Regions from separate parts of the Homo sapiens genome. Here region 2 is linked to region 1. A link is an interaction called in ENCODE POLR2A ChIA-PET data of the cell type or tissue named here. Cell type or tissue: HCT116. All regions are shown on one strand.

The links. ChIA-PET counts read pairs that join two places held together with the same protein. Peaks named below come from ENCODE experiments on the same cell type or tissue, not always from the same donor. Only the 100,000 strongest peaks of a DNase experiment are listed, where the experiment ranks them.
Region 2: POLR2A ChIA-PET joins it to region 1 with 10 read pairs; 6 of 35 experiments call an interaction of 5 or more read pairs at or near these places.

What each region holds. Positions count from the first base shown.
Region 1 is chr19:39,069,337-39,077,336 of GRCh38, forward strand. No RefSeq gene overlaps it. Among named protein-coding and RNA genes, the nearest start is that of ACP7, 11 kb to the right of the region's middle. RefSeq lists an enhancer at 4,111-5,310. In HCT116, no CTCF peak of the experiment used is centred here; DNase peaks (open chromatin) are centred at 4,515 and 6,895; H3K4me3 peaks cover 1,052 bases; H3K27ac peaks cover 4,692 bases.
Region 2 is chr19:39,153,829-39,161,828 of GRCh38, forward strand. The region is part of intron 1 of PAK4 (p21 (RAC1) activated kinase 4); the gene reads left to right. It overlaps LOC124904716 (a long non-coding RNA gene), which reads right to left and starts at 2,723. Exons shown (of 2, transcript XR_007067255.1): 1 at 2,523-2,723; 2 at 1-725. RefSeq lists enhancers at 2,591-3,256, 3,923-4,588, 4,589-5,252. In HCT116, a CTCF peak has its summit at 798; a DNase peak (open chromatin) is centred at 903; H3K4me3 peaks cover 558 bases; H3K27ac peaks cover 3,238 bases.

The DNA.
Region 1 (8,000 bases):
CTATCAATCAAGTCAGAGGAGAGTTTGAAGACATTTTCAGACGTGTAAAGTCTGAAACGTTTACCTCCCATGACCTTGCTCAAGAAGCTCCAGGATGGCCAGGCACGGTGGCTCACGCCTGTAATCCCAGCACTTTGGGAGGCTGAGGCGCGTGGATCACGAGGTCAGAAGTTCGAGACCAGCCTGACCGACATGGTGAAACCCCATCTCTCCTAAAAATACAAAAATTATTTGGGCATGGTGGTGTGTGCCTGTGATACCAGCTACTCGGGAGGCTGAGGCAGGAGAATCGCTTAAACCTGGGAGGCGGAGGTTGCAGTGAGCCGAGATCGCGCCACTGCACTCCAGCCTGGGCGACAGAGCAAGACTCCATCTCACAAAAAAAAAAAGAAGAAAAGCTTCAGGATGCACTCAACTGAAATGAGAGCACCACCAAGAAAAAGGGGAGCACTGAGATCCAGGACACAGGGGACCTGACATAGGAGAGAAGTGAAGAGGCACCTCAGGATGGCAGTAAAGGAGGTCCCAGCATGGCAGCAGGGCACCACAGTCTGAGGGCAGGCCGGGTATGGTGTTGTGTGCCTGTGATCCCAGCTACTGGGGAGGCCGTGGCAAGAGGATCACTTCAACCCAGGAGCTCGAGGCTGCAGTGAGCCATGATCATGCCACTGCACTCTAGCCTGGGTGACAGACAGAGACCCTTTCTCTAATATAGACATAAAAATATTATATAAAAATAAATATATAATATTTCTATTATATAAAAATTATTTCTACATATTTCTATAATTATATAATATACAAATTATTTATTTATTTATATTATATAAAAATAAAATAGAAAAGGTTAGAGGGCAACAAGTCCAGATAGGACCGTGTGACTCATGAGGCCAATGTGGGGGCAATCATCGCCAGCATGCCAACTGCCATTGTACTGTTTTTTTTGTTTTTTGGTTTTTTTTGAGACAGTGTCTCACTCTGTTGCCCACGCTGGAGTGCAGTGGTATAATGATCTCAGCTCACTGCAGCCTTGACCTCCTGGGCTCAAATGATCGTCCCACCTCAGCCTCCCAAGTAGCTGGGATGACAGGTGCACACCACCACACCTGGCTAGTTTTTGTATTTTTTTGTAGAGACGGGGTTTCACCGTGTCACCCAGGCTGATCTCGAACTCCTGAGCTCAAGCAATCTGCCCACCTTGCACTGTGGCCTCCCAAAGTGCTGAGATTGCAGCTTGAGCCACTGCACCCGGCCTTTGTTTTGTTTTTTAAGTTGAGGAGAGTATGGCTGGGTGAACATGAACCACATTCTTCCTTTCTTTTTAACCAGAGACAGGGTCTCACTACATCACCCAAGCTGCTCTTGAACTCCTGGGCTCAAGAGATCCTCCCACCTCAGCCTCCCAAAGTGCTGGGAGCCACCACACCCGGCTCACATTCCTGTCTATACTTGACTTGCCTTGACCATGGCAGAGAGCCTGTTCTCCCTGCGAGACCTGCCATGGACCATGGCAGAGAGCCTGTTCTCCCTGAGTGACCTGCCATGGACCCAGGGGTATACTCGTTTCCCTCTAGTAACTGTGCTGCTGGGCCCACGCCTGAGAGCCTGTGGAGGGCTGGGGTGTTCCTGGAGGTAGGATACACAGAGCTGACCACACTCCTGCTGACCATGCACAGCGTGACCCACGCTTCAGCCCTGACAGATCCCCCAGTTGGTGGTGAGTCATGTGCCCTCTAGGACTCAACTCCTGTTCTCACCCACTGAACTCACGAGGAAGGATTAGTGTAGACCCTCAGGGAAGATCACACCAGATTTGATCTTGATATGACCCAGCTCATCCTTCACACAGCAGGGGCCAGGCTGCCCTTTCCTCACACAGAAGGATGAGCCTTGCTCTCCAGTGGGTTTTTATTTATTTATTTACAGACAGGATCTACCAAGGCTGGAGTGCAGTGGTGAGATCTTGGCTCACTGCAACCTCTGCCTCCCTCCCAGGCTCAAGTGATCCTCCCATCTCAGCTTTCTGAATAGCTGGGACCACGGGCACACACCACCACACCTGGCTAATTTTTGTATTTTTTGTAGAGACGAGGTTTAGCCATGTTGGCCAGGCTGGTCTCAAACTCCTGGGCTCAAGCGATCGGCCCGCCTCGGCCTCCCAAAGTGCTGGGATTACAGGCGTGAGCCACTGCGTCCAGCCTAATAAGATATTTTTTAAGGCAATTTTTTGGGGGGGACAGGGTCTTGCTCCGTTGCCCAGGCTGGAGTGCAGTGGCATGATCACAGCTCACTGCAGTCTCCTGGGATCAAGTGATCCTCTCACCTCAGCCTCCCGAGCACACCCCCGTAGGACTTTAAAATCTTCCAACACTCCTCAATGTGACTACAGTGGAAAATGGTGTACCCAACAATGGTACAATAAATAGTTGGGGCCAGGCATGGTGGCTCACACCTGTAATCCCAGCACTTTGGGAGGCCGAGGTGGGCAGATCATTTGAGGTCAGGAGTTCAAGAGCAGCCTGGCCAACATGGTAAAACCCTGTCTCTACTAAAAAAAAAAAAAAAAAAAGTCCGGGTGCAGTGGCTCACGCCTGTAATCCCAGCACTTTGGGAGGCCGAGGCAGGTGGTTCACGAGGTCAGGAGATCGAGACCATCCTGGCTAACAAGGTGAAACCCCGTCTCTACTAAAAAATACAAAAAAAAATTAGCCGGGCATGGTGGCGGGCACCTGTAGGCCCAGCTACTTGGGAGGCTGAGGCAGCAGAATGGCATGAACCCGGGAGGTGGAGCTTGCAGTGAGCCGTAATCGCGCCACTGCACTCCAGCCTGGGCAACAGAGTGAGACTCCGTCTCAAAAAACAAAAAACAAAAATTATCCAGGCATGGTGTCATGTGCCTGTATTCCCAGCTACTTGGAAGGCTGAGGCAGGAGAATCACTTGAACCCAAGTAGCAGAGGTTGCAGTGAGCCAAGATCACACCACTGTGCTCCAGCCTAGGCGACAGAGCAAGACTCTGTCAAAAAAAAAAAAATAATAATAAAATAAAAATAAATAAATAGTTGGGCCAATATTTATAAGAGCTCATGTTTGTTTGAGGGTTTAGTCTGTCCCTGGCCTCAATTCCGGATTTTATGGAACTGTTATGTCCACCTGATGATACAGTGATGCTTGGAGGCCACGTGCAGTGGCTCACGCCTATAATCCCAGCACGCTGGGAGTCCAAGGCAGGTGGATCGCTTCAGCCCAGGAGTTTGAGACCAGCCTGGTCAGCAAGGCGAGACTGTGTCTACAAAAAATTTTTAAAAATCAGGTGGGTGAGGTGGTGTGAAACTGTAGTCTCAGCTACTAGGGAGGTTGAAGTGGGAAGATCACTTGAGTCCAGGAGTTCGAGGCTGCAGTGAGCTATGATCATGACACTGCACTGCAGCCTAGGCAACAGAATGAGACCCTGTCTTAAAAAACAAAATACATGGCCAGGAAGGGTGGCTAACGCCTGTAATCCTAGCACTTTGAGAGGCCAAGACAGGTGGATCACCTGAGGTCGGGACTTCGAGACCAGCCTGACCAACATGGAGAAACTCCGTCTTGACTAAAAATGCAAAATTAGCTGGGCGTGGTGGTGCATGCCTGTAATCCCAGCTACTCAGGAGGCTGAGGCAGGAGAATTGCTTGAACCCCGGAGGCGGAGATTGCAGTGAGCCAACATTGCGCCATTGCACTCCAGCCTGGGCAACAAGAGCAAAACTTCATCTTAAAAAAAAAAAAAAGAAAAGAAAAAAAGACAAAAACAAAACCATGCTGGGAGATGACACAGGACCTGAGGCCTGAAATCCAGGATGAGATGGCAGAGGGATGAATCGGAGACAGTGGGGCCTGGTGGTTAAGGCCAAGTGTGCAGAAAGGAATGAATCTCAGGTTTTTTGTTTGTTTGTTTGTTTGTTTTTTGACACAGAGTCTTGCTCTGTTGCCCAGGCTGGAGTGCAATGGTGCAATCTCAGCTTACTGCAACTTCCACATCCCAGGTTCAAGAGATTCTCTTGTCTCAGCTTCCTGAGTAGCTGGGAACACAGGCGTCCATCACTATGCCTGGCTAATTTTTGTATTTTTAGTAGAGACAGAGTTTCACCATGTTGGCCAGGCTGGTCTCGAACTCCTGACCTCAGGCGATCCACCCGCCTTGGCCTCCCAAAGTGCTGGGATTACAGGCATGAGCCACCGCACCTGGCTTAGCTATTCTTCTTACTGACAGTGTGATGTCAGGTAAGTGAGCTCACTCCTCTGAACCTCAGTTTCCTCTTCTGTAATACAAAATGGGACCATGTGAAGTGGTGAGGAATCCATGCAATCATACACGGTTCACAGGAAGCCTCCAGTGAACTGGCTGTGGCTGTGATTATGAGGTGAAGTGTGGGGTGGGCTGTCCTGGGTCCGTCACAGGAAGCCTCCACATCTGAGAGGGTGAGTCACTCTTCCTTCCTGCTGTAATTTGAAGCAGGGTGGCATCTCTCGGGAGGTGAGCTGTGCCCTGGGCATGCTGCTCACCTCCGGTGGCTCACAGGTCCCCTGACATGTGACATCATATGCAGTCAGGATGAAATCATGGAGCTCAAAGTTTGGGATGAAAGGAAATGGTTCTGCTGGGAGGCGGAGATTGCAGTGAGCCAAGATTGCACCATTGCACTCCAGCCTGGGCGACAGAGTAAGACTCGGAAAAATAGAAAAGAAAAAGGAAAGAAAAAAAGAAGGAAAGAAGGAGGGAAGGAAGGAAGGAGAGAGAGAGAGAAACGAAAGAAGGAAGGAAGGAGAGAGAGAGGAAGGAAGGAAGGAGAAAGAAAGAAAGAGAAAGAAAGAAAGAAAAGAGAGAGAGAGAAAGAAAGAGAGAGAGAGAAAGAAAATGATTCTGTGCTCTCCTCCTCCTCTCAATCTCAAATTCTAGGGTCCAGCACTTAGCCGGGCAGCAAGAATGGGTTCATGATCCCAACAGTCATTAGGATTCATCCATGTATTTGATCATTTAATAAATCCTTACTGCACACCTGCTATGTGCCAGACAGCCAACATCCCTGCCTTCCTGGAGCTGTTAGGAAGCTGGGGCTGATAGCTCCAGGGGAGATGCTAGAAAATAAACATAATAAACAAGTAAATATTACAGTCTGTTAGAAGGTGATGAATGCTATGAAACAAATATTAGCCAGGGTAAGCTTAGGGCAGGGGTCAGCAAACTACAGTCGGGTGGCCAAATCCAGCCTGTCATTTGTTTTTATACAGCCTACAACCTAAGAATGGTTTTTACTTTTTTTTTTTTTTTAAAGACGAAGTCTCTCCCTGTCACCCAGGCTGGAGTGCAGTGGTGTGATCACTTCTCACTGCAACCTCTGCCTCCTGATTTCAAGTGATTCTCCTGCCTCAGCCTCCCGAGTAGCTGGGATTACAGGCAAACACCTCCATGCCCAGCTAATTTTTGTATTTTGAGTAGAGACGGGGTTTCACCATGTTGGCCAGGCTGGTCTCAAACTCCTGAACTCAGGTGATCTGCCTGTCTTGGCCTCCCAAAGTGCTGGGATTATAGGCATGAGCCACCATGCTTGGCCTAGTTTTAACTTAAAAAAACTTTTTTTTGAGACAGGTTCTCACCTCTGTCACTCAGGCTGGAGTACAGTGGTGCGATCATGGCTCACCACAGCTTCAACATCCCGGGCTCAGATAATCCTCCCACCTCAGCCTCCCAAGTAGCTGGGACTACACGCGTGCACCACCACACCCTGCTAATTTTAGTATTTTTCTAAGAGATGGGGTCTTGCTGTATTGCCCCAGCTGGTCTCAAACTTCTGGACTTAAGTGATCCTTCTGCCTCAGCTTCCCAGAGCACTGGGATTACAGGCATAAGCAACCATGCCCGGTTGATTTTTATGTTTTTTAATGGTTGGAAAACAAAAACAAAAGAAAAATAATATTTTCTGGTGTATGAAAATTATATGAATTTTGGCTGGGCGTGGTGGCTCATGCCTGTAATCCCAGCACTTTGGGAGGCTGAGGCGGGCGGATCACCTGAGGTCAGGAGTTTGAAACCAGCTTGGCCAACATGGTGAAACCCCATCTCTACTAAAAATGCAAAAATTAGCCTGATGTGATGGTGGGCACCTGTAATCCCAGCTACTCGGGAGGCTGAGGCAGGAGAATCGCTTGAACCCGGGAGGCAGAGGTTGCAGTGAGCTGAGATCGCGCCATTGCACTCCAGCCTGGGCAACAAGAAAGAAACTCCATCTCAAAAAAAAAAGAAAAGAAAAGAAAAGAAAATTATATGAATTTCCAATTTCAGTGTCTGTAAGTTTGTTTGTTTTTTGGAGATGAGGTCTCACTATGTTGGCCATGTTGGTCTTGAACTCTTGGCCTCAAGCAATCCTCCTGCCTCGACCTACCAAAGTGCTAGGATTACAGGCATGAGCCACTGCGCCTGGCCTCCATAAAGTTTTACTGGAATACACCCACACTCATTGGGTCCTGTAATGTCTGTAGGTGCTTTTGTTTGATGACAGAGTCCAGTAGCTGTGACGGAGGCTACGTGGCCTGCAAATCTTAAAATATTTAATATCTCGCCCTTTACCAAAAAACTTTTGCAGACCCCTGGCTTGTGGGGTGGGGAGTAGTGTGTGGAGGTGGATTGTAATTTTAAATTAGTCAAGGGGAGGGCTGCCTGAGAAAGTGTCATCTGGGTAAGGCCTGAAGGAAGGAGAGAAGGGGCTACATGGGCACCTGGGGAAGAATGTTCTAGGTCGAGGGAACAGGCAATAAGAAGGCCCTGAGAAGTGGGGACATGACTAATATGTTCAAAGAACAGTGTAGAGGCCAGGTGCAGTGGCTCACACCTGTAATCCCAGCACTTTGGGAGGCCGGCGTGGGCGGATCACTTGAGGTCAGCAGTTCAAGACCAGCCTTGGCAACATGGTGAAACCCTGCCTCTACTAAAAATACAAAAATTAGCCCGGCATGGTGGCATGCACCTGCAGTCCCAGTTGCTCGGGAGGCTGAGGCAGAAGAATCGCTTGAACCCAGGAAGCAGAGGTTGCAGTGAGCTGAGATTGCACCACTGCACTCCAGCCTGAACAACAGAGCAAGACTCCATCTCAAAAAAACAAAACAAAACAAAAAACAGCGTAGAAGCCTGGTGCCTGAACCAGTGTGGGTGAGGGGCAAGTAGTAAGAGATAAGGAAAGAGAAGTGACGGGGAGGTCACGTGGGGTCTCGTGGGCCATAAGGAGGTCTCTGGCTTTCCCCTGAGTGAGAGGATCAGGAGGGCTTTGAGCAGGTGAGAGACGTGATCTGACTCAGGTGTTCACAGGACCCCTCTGGTTACATGTGAGGGACAGACTGCAGGGGGTGAGGAGGGGGACAGGATGGGAGCGGGAAGACCAGGGAGGGACCTGCTGAGACAGCCCAGGAAGGAGAGGATGGGTAGGGGCTGCAGAATTGGGCAGGTTCTGGATAGATTGGAAGGTGGAGCTGACAGCATTTCACACTGGATAATATTCTAAGCAGGGAAGAGTCACTCCTAAACGTATTCACACACCTGTAATCCCAGCAGTTTGGGAGGCCAAGGCGGGTGGATCACCTGAGATCAGGAGTTCGAGACCAGCCTGGCCAACATGCCGAAACCCCATCTGTACTAAAAATACAAAAAATTGACCAGCCATGGTGGTGCGCACCTGTAATCCCAGCTACTCCATAGGCTGAGGCAGGAGAATCGCTTGAACCCGGGAGGCGGAGGTTGCATTGAGCCGAGATCATGCCATTTCACTCCAGCCTGGGCAACAAGAGCGAAACTCTGTCTCAAAAAAAAAAAAAAAAAAGTTTTCACACACCAGGCTTTGAAATCAGACACACCAGGGTTCTAGTCCTGGCTTCTCTGCCACACACCAGTTGTGTGATTTTAGGTAAACTGCTCAATGTCTCTAGCCTCAGTTTCTCCATCTATAAAATGGGCTTAATAAGCAGCATGCA
Region 2 (8,000 bases), 84 kb after region 1:
CGCCTCGGCATCCCAAAGTGCTGGGATTACAGGCATGAGCCACCGTGCCCAGTCCAACTCTCCTGACTTTTGAGGCCATCATATGCTTGCTTTTCTCTCTGTTTGCCACCTCTGTATGCAGCCTGAAGCAGTTTCCTTTTGCCTGGCTTTGAACCTTAAAGTCCGAGGATGGAGTATTGTTCGATGTTTTTGCCTCTTCTGTGTGGCGTCTTCTTTGATGCTCATCCACATGTAGCTGTAGTCATTCATTCATTCATTCTCCCTATCATGTGCGGTGCCATGGAGCCTTCATTCACCACCTCCTGGGGACGAGCATTTGTCTTGTTTCTAGTCTCTTCTCGCGTGTGCTCCCTGCCCCATGGGCCTGCGTTATGCTGGAGTGTGTACCCAGGAGAGCTCTTGCTAGGTCAAGCGTGTGTCCCCACTTCCACTCGATGCTGCTAAGCTCCTGCCAAATGCCAGCAGCGTGGGAGAGCCACGGAATGTTTTCGAGAAGAGCAAAGTACAGAATATTGTGTGTCATGTGGCTGCCATTTCTCTTGTTTTTTTAAAAAGCAGGTAATCATGTGTGTACCCATACACACACGTAGGATCTCTCAGAAAGGAAAAGAAAAAACCTGAAAGTCTAGTAGCGGTTGCCTCCAGGGCTGAGCTGGGCCAGGGTGGAAGGAGGACATCCTGTCACAGTTTACCCTTTGGTGCCTTTTGTCTTTTGAACCGTGTGCCTGTATTACAAAGACAGAGAGAAGGAAAAGAAGGAAAAGGGGTAGATGAGTGTAAATGTGGTAAAGTGAGAATCACTGAGAATCGCCCAGTGCAGCTCCCTCTCCGTCCATTGGGGACCTCGTTTCCTGTGGCTGTCCAGAGCTGTCCAATCCCCATCCACTCCCCGCCAGAGCCCAAACCTGCCCGTCTGGTTTGCAGAGCTGCCCCACGTGGCTCCTCTGCGGGTGGTTACTCGACAAATGCCCCACCCCCCACCCCATGGGGAGGCAGTGGCCTGAGATCTGGGACTTCTGGATCTAGGCCCCTAGACCTGCCCTGCTGTGGTCCAGAGCCTGGCCCAGCCCCTCCTTGGACTTCCTCCTCACTGTGACAGGGGGTGGACAGAGGTGGGGATGGGAGTTCCAGGCCCTGAGAGCAAGCGCTGGCCTCCCAGCCCACGTTCTGTGTGTGGAGATAACATCTGCCCTTGAGGAGTTGGCTGCAGGGGCAGGGGTGTGCCAGAGCAGGGTAGTGGGAAGGACCCAGGTGCGTCTGTCTGCTGTGTGCCGGGGCGCTTGCTCACTGTTGTCCCTGGATTCACCATGGCCTGGGTGCCCATCCTGGGTCCGGGCACCCAGCAGCCTTGGTCCCTACCGCCTACCAGACTGGAGTCCCTGGTAGAGCCCCTCTAGGGTGTCAACTCCCGTGGGCAGGAAGTTTTGTGGAGTTTGTTCAGTGCTGAACTATCAGGGCCTCCCACAGGTGTGCCTGGTATGTGCCTGGAGCTCAGTGAATGAATGAGAGGCGGGCAAGCTGCAGACAGTGACAGCCTGGGTGCTCAGGGCTGGCATGGGGAGGTGCAGGGTGGAGTGCACAGGGCTGGAGCCCAGAGGATACCTGACCCAGCCTGGGGTGGCAGGGAGGGCTTCGTGGAGGAGCAGGTGCCTCAAGTGGGGCCGGAGGGTGAGAAGGGATGAACCAAGCAGCCCTCCGGAGGCCTCGAGGGGAACAGACAGTGTTCACAGGAGAAACAGTTACACCTGCGAGCTCTGCCTCGGGCCAGCCTTTGCACTGGAGGTGGGATTTGAAGGGGAGGGAGGGGTGCTGTGGAGCATCTTTTTCTTCTGTTCCTGAACGGGGGTTCTGATCACATCAGCCTCATGCTTGGAGCAGCTGGTTAAGGGCACAGACACCGGGACAGACATCCAGCCTGGGAGTCCCAGCGCCTGACCTCCCCTCGGGCATCAAGTCACTCCGCCTCTCCGCGCCTCAGTTTCCTCCATGATGAAAGGGGCCTGCTGAAGGACCTGTCTCATTTAGGGCAGCAGTGAGGCAAAGCCCCGGAGCCCATGCCTGTGCCAAGAGCAGGGCCTGGCCCAGAATATGGCCTTGTCACGTTGAGCTGCCTTTTTTCAGCAGGGTTAGTTTCATCCTGGTGAGGCGGCGCCAGCATGGCGTTCCACCTTCTTGGCCTCCTCTCCCTCCTCCCTTTCCTGCCATCCACACCTCCCGGCCCTATTCTCACACCTCAGGATGGCGATATGGGGGCTTCACCGTGGTCTCCCCTGACCTCGCCCCTCCCCCGGTCAGGCTAAGTCTCAGATTCCTCCTCATGGGTGAGGGGGGCAGAGTGGCCCCTTTCCTCCAGCCCATGCTGGGCACTTGCTAGAATCCCAGCCTTGGTCGGGGTGGAGGAGAAGCAAGTTCCAGCTCTCCAGTTCTGCCTCCATATCAGAGAGCCCACCCACCCCTCTCCCCAGGGCTCTATCCTGCACCTAGTGGCCCCTGTCACTCCCCAGCCACCCCCACGTACATACCCTGGTCCCTTGTTTCAAACCTGGCTGCCCCTTAGCCGCCTGGCCAGCCGCTTGCAGGTACTCAGCCTTGCTGTGTAGTCACCCCCTCCAGCCCCTGGCACCTAGCCTGGCATAGGGGGGTGAGGCGGGGTGTGCCTGTTGGTGGGAGGCTGACCCTGCTGAAGCAAAGGCTGTGGTTGGGGTCCCCGCCCAGCCCTGCCCTCTGTCCAGGCAGCTATGAGCCACGTGGCCCAGGCCCACCCACCCCAGCTCCAGGCCCAGCCCCGCCTCCCTCCCGCCCTCCGTGGGTGGAAACCACAGCCGAGGCTCAACTCCTGGCCGCGTCACCACCGCTGCCCTGCAGGCTGGAGCATAGAGCCCAGGCAGCCCTCCTCGGTGGGTGCCCATGTTGAGGGCCTGGGGAGCCCTGGATCTACTCTGCTTTCCCAGCTGGAAGCCTGTCTGTCCACAGGCCCGCCCCATTGAGGGTGGCCCAGGAAGTGGGAAAGAGCGTGGTGGAGGTGAGCTGGCCAGGCCTCGGGAGGGGAGGGGGAGGGCTAGACTGGCTGCCAGGGAAGGAGGGTCTGCCCCTGGCCACTGGAGCCAGTGTGAGCATGTGCGAAGGCCACACCTTTCTTGGGGTTGGAGCGGGGTCACTGTGTTTCCATGTGTGCGAGATGGCAGGTGCCTGTCTGCTGGGGACTTGCAGGCATCTGAGCATAGGTCCCTGAGCCTCTCTGTGGGAGCACGCTCCTGGGGTCTGGCTTGCACGAGGGCAGAAGTTTCCGTGAGACTGTGCCTCACTCAGTCACTCTGGGTGACCCTGGAGTTGACTGGGTGTGCCTAGGTCCATGGAGGTCTCCTTGCCTACTGTGTGTGGTTTTGGGGTCGGGGGGGTGCCTCCTAGTGTAGCTTTGTATCTTGGGGGTTATTCCTAGGTGCGTGTGTGTCCTGGGGTGCAGTGCGGCTTTCCCTCGAAGTCATGGAGTGTCTGCGGCATTGTGTGTATACACACGTGTCCCTGTGTATCTATGTGTGGATCTCTTTGGGAGTCTCTGCATCTCTGGGTGCACGAGTCTTTGCAGTGTGTATGAAAGGGTCGCAGTCCACGGTCCATCCATGGCTCTTCTGGGGCCCATGTGCAGGCTGGCTGAGCCGCGGCCTTCCCATTTGCTGCGCATGTACTCTGAGCCAGGCTGGCTTTAAGAGCCGCTCCCCCACCTTCTCCCACTGAAGTCTCAGAAGCTCCCTCTGGGGCACGCTCTGCTGGTGCCCCATATTCTAGAGACATGAACGGAGGCTCTTGGTAAATGTCCTTTTCCCCTGCCCCACGGCAAGCAAGGCACTGACCCCTGGCCACCAGCCTCCTGAGCCCATGGTCCTGTACGGGCCGCCGCGAGGTGCTCAGGATGTTGTAGGGTTGAGGGTGGATTGCTGCTGTTGCCGGCTAGCCGGGAAGTTTTCTTTTTTTGGCCTAAGATAAATATTGGAGAAGAATGGCCCGGGAGCTTTCCATGTGACCAGTTCATGTGCCTGGAGGCCTGTGGTTTGTGTGGCTGGGTATGTATCTGCATGTCTGTGTGATGGTCTTAGGACTCGGCTCTATGTGGTGTCAGCTGCGGACATCTTGCATGCTCTGGCATGTCCTCACATGCATCTGTGTCTAGGGATCATGCATGTGTGTATGCATGTGTGTGAGTGTGCATGTATGTGAGCATGTATTTGTGAGCGTGTGTGTGAGCATGCATGTGTGTGTGTGCATGTGTGTGCATGCATGTGAGCATTGTGTGAGTGCGTGCGTGCATGTGTGAGCGTGCGTGTGTGCACATGTGTGCATGTTTGTGAGTGTGCATGTGTGTGAGCGTGCATGTATGTGCATGTGTGGGTGTGCGTGTGTGTGCATGTGTGTGCGCGCATGTGTGAGCATGCATGTGTTGCGGGATGGCTTCGCTCGCTGCTGTGTGTTGGGTCTGTGAGGAGAGGCCGTGGTTGCTGCCTGGTGTATGTCCTGGCGTCTGTGCACGGCCTTGTGTGTTGCATGGCAGGGGAGGTAGACAGTGAGAGGGCTTGGGTGCTGGAGCCTGAGAGGGGCAGGGCCTCTTTCCTGCCACATCACCCCCTTCCCCCTGCCCAGCCTCAGGCGAGGAATAAATGACGTCTGCTCTGATTTCCCAGGCCGTATGGGCTCCCACACACTCTCTGTTGTGGTGTCCATCCCCACCCTGAGTACCTCTGGGGGGTGAAGGGCACCAGCAGTGCCCTTTGTGTCTGTGCCCTTTTGTGCTGGGCCAGATTCGGGGCAGGAGGGCTTGGCCCTGGCATCACTGGGGGCTCTGAGCGCCAGCCTGGGCCTAGCTGGGTAAAGGAAGCATCATCTCTTCGTTGAGCCACACTCTCTGCGCTGGGCAAGCCTGGGGACACAGAGATGGCCCCAGGCCCTGCCCTCCTGGGTCTCCCAGTCCAGTGGGAGAGGCAGACCTGTTATCAGACAATAACAGCCCATCAGGCTCCTCCCTCCCAACCCTGGAGAAGGTAAGACTAGCATATTTGCTCGGCAGAAGGGACCATGCCCGGCATCCTCTGTAGTGTGTTTGTTCATTCATTCATTCATCATTCAGCAGCAAGAATGGCAGTAATGATAACAGCAGCGAGCCTGCAGTGAGGCCCCACTCGGCACCAGTCACTGTTGTAAATGTTTTACATGTGTCGTCTTATTCGCTCGTCCAACATGCTCAGGAGGTAGGGACTATCACTACCCCCAGTTTGCAGATGAGGACACTGAGGCCCAGAGAGGTTGAGTCACTTGTCCAGGGGCACACAGCTTGGAGTAGTAGAGCCAGTACCTGGGACTGGGCAGTCGGCTCTTAACCACCAGTACAGGCCTGCTGAGCCCCTGTACTGCGCCAGGCCTCTGCTGAGGACAAAGCAGTGGCTAGGAGAGACAGGCCCTGTCCTCGTGGGGCTGCCCGTTCATTGCAGGAGACATACTAATTAAGGACTATAAGGACAAAGGTAAAATTACAGCTGTGACAGATGCTGTCAAGGGGAAGGCACGGGACATGCAGGGTTTTTTTCAGACAGAGTCTCACTCTGTCGCCCAGGCTGGAGTGCAGTGGCGTGATCTTGACTCACTGCAACCTCCGCCCCCTGGGTTCAAGTGATTCTCGTGCCTCAGCCTCCCAAGTAGCTGGGACTAGAGGCACATGCCACCACGCCCAGCTAATTTTTGTATTTTTTTAGTAGGGATGGGGTTTTGCCATGTTGGCCAGGCTGGTCTCGAACTCCTGACATCAGGTGATCCACCTGCCTCGGCCTCCCAAAGTGCTGGGATTACAGGCATGAGCCACTGTGCCCGGCCATGGACCTGCAGTTTGAAGGAAGAGGAAGGGATAACAAGGTGAAGGTTGAGGGGGCAGGGGGCTCTTCAGGACCCAGGCTAAGGGCACAGTCCATGCAGAGGCCTGGTGGCGGGGACGGCGCTATACCTGGAGGAACGAAGGAGAGCAGGGCTGCCCCCTCCACCCTCCACAGACGCTGCTGAATCCAGGCCCCACTTCCAAAGGCGTCCCCCCCACTGGATCTGTGTCTTTATGGGCTTTTACCCATTGTGGGGGCTCATGGATTTCCAGAGGCACCCCCCATGTGATTTGGCTTTTGCCAGGATACGCTGCCACTTCCTGAGATTCCCAGCGTAGGCCATGTGGCTGGGTGGGCCCCCCTGCAGTGGGGAGGGCCTGGGCGTTCACAGTGGGGGTACCTTTTGTGGTGCTGGGACACACACCAGCTTACTTGCTGAACAGCCAGATTCAGTCTCTGAAGACCCATTTTCTCCCCAGGCGTCAAGGTCAGACTTCCAGGGAGTGAGTGTACGAGGCCCAGGGACTTGTGTCTGTCTCGGCCCCATCCCCGTGCCCTGCGCCTCCTCAGGGACCAGGCTCATTACTTTGGTAATGGCATCACCCATTTGTTCCACAGATATGTCTCGAGCACCTACTGTGTTCCAGCCACTGCTCTAGATGCCGGCAAGAACCAGACAGACAGACAGGTCCCTGCCCTCAGGGCACTGACATTCTGCTGGGGGCACTGCCAGTCAGTAGGTGTAGGATGCCAGGGGGTGGTAAGTGCCACAGAGACATAAAAAGCGAGGTGCACATTTTGTTCAGGGGTCAGGCAGCCTCTCGGAGGAGGTTTTATTTGCACTAAGACCTGAATATCAAGAAAGGCTGAGCAGTGCAGTTCTGGCTGAGGGAAGATAGGTGCAGAGGCCCGGAGGCTGGAACAGCTGTGATGAGTCCAAGACATACACGGAGGCAGCCAGCGCGGCTGGAGAGAAGCGAGGGGAGGAGATGAGGTTTGCGAGGTTGGCAGGGCCCTCCCAGTCAGGGCCGTGTTGAATCAGTGTTTGAGCCAAAGTGGGAAGCCCTGTAGAACTGTGTGTGTACATTTGTGTAATGTCTTCAGATTCCCTTCTAACCACGGTGGCTTTTCTGGTCTTGGTCTGGTCATTGTCAGGGACATTGTCCCTTCCTGTTTTTGTCCCATAAACCTCCAAGGTCCTTTCTTTAGAGTGGAGGCCTTGGCTGGAGCCGGGACCACTGGGGAACAGGAGGCTGGGGGATGTTGACTTGCCTTCTCTGTGGGACAGAGTGGCTGCTTTTGTGACCTGGCACTGGATAGCCCTGGGCAGTGAGTTCCCCTCTCGGCCTCAGTTTCCTGGTTTGGGGAACAGGAAGGAAGAGGACTCCCCACCCAGCACCCAGCACTGTTTAGAGGGCTCCGCGTGGCCTGGTCTGTGTGCCTGGCACAGCCTGGGCAAGTCCACAGCCACGAAGGGGAGCCCTTGTGAGTCCACGCCCTGCTGTAGGCACTGAAATGCAGCCATCATGAACCAAAACGCGGTCCCTGTCCATATGAGTCACTGACTTAGCGAGGAAGATGGCCACAGACAGGCAAACAACTGTAATGTGTGAGGCAACGCTGAGGGCCCTGGAGGGAACGGACCTAGGCTGACTGCGCCAGGCTCCGCGCCAGGTGCTGGGGGTGCCACATGGAGCAAGACCAGGCCAAGCCCCTGCCTATGAGCTCACGCTGCAGCCCTCGGCCAGTCCTGCCACCTCCACCTTTACAGTGTGCCCAGAACCTGCTCATGCCGCCCCCTCTGCAGCCCCCACAAGGTCCTGCCCCCTTGATTTCCACTGGGCCATCACAGCCTCCTCCTCCCTGGTCCCCCTTTCCGTTCTGCCCCCACAGACTGTTCCCAGCCAGTGGGAGCCTGTGAACTCCTGAGTCAGGCGGTGGCCCTCCTGGGCTCAGAGACCCCTGCAACTCCGTCTCACTCGGGAAAGGACCAGGCCCTCCCGGTGGCCCCCAAAGCCCCACACGATCTGCCCCATTACCTCCTTGGCCTGTCCTTCCACTTGCCCCCTCGCCCACCCTGCTCCAGCCACGTGGCCTCCTCGCTGTCCCTTGACCATATCAAGCAAATTCCTACCGCCCTGG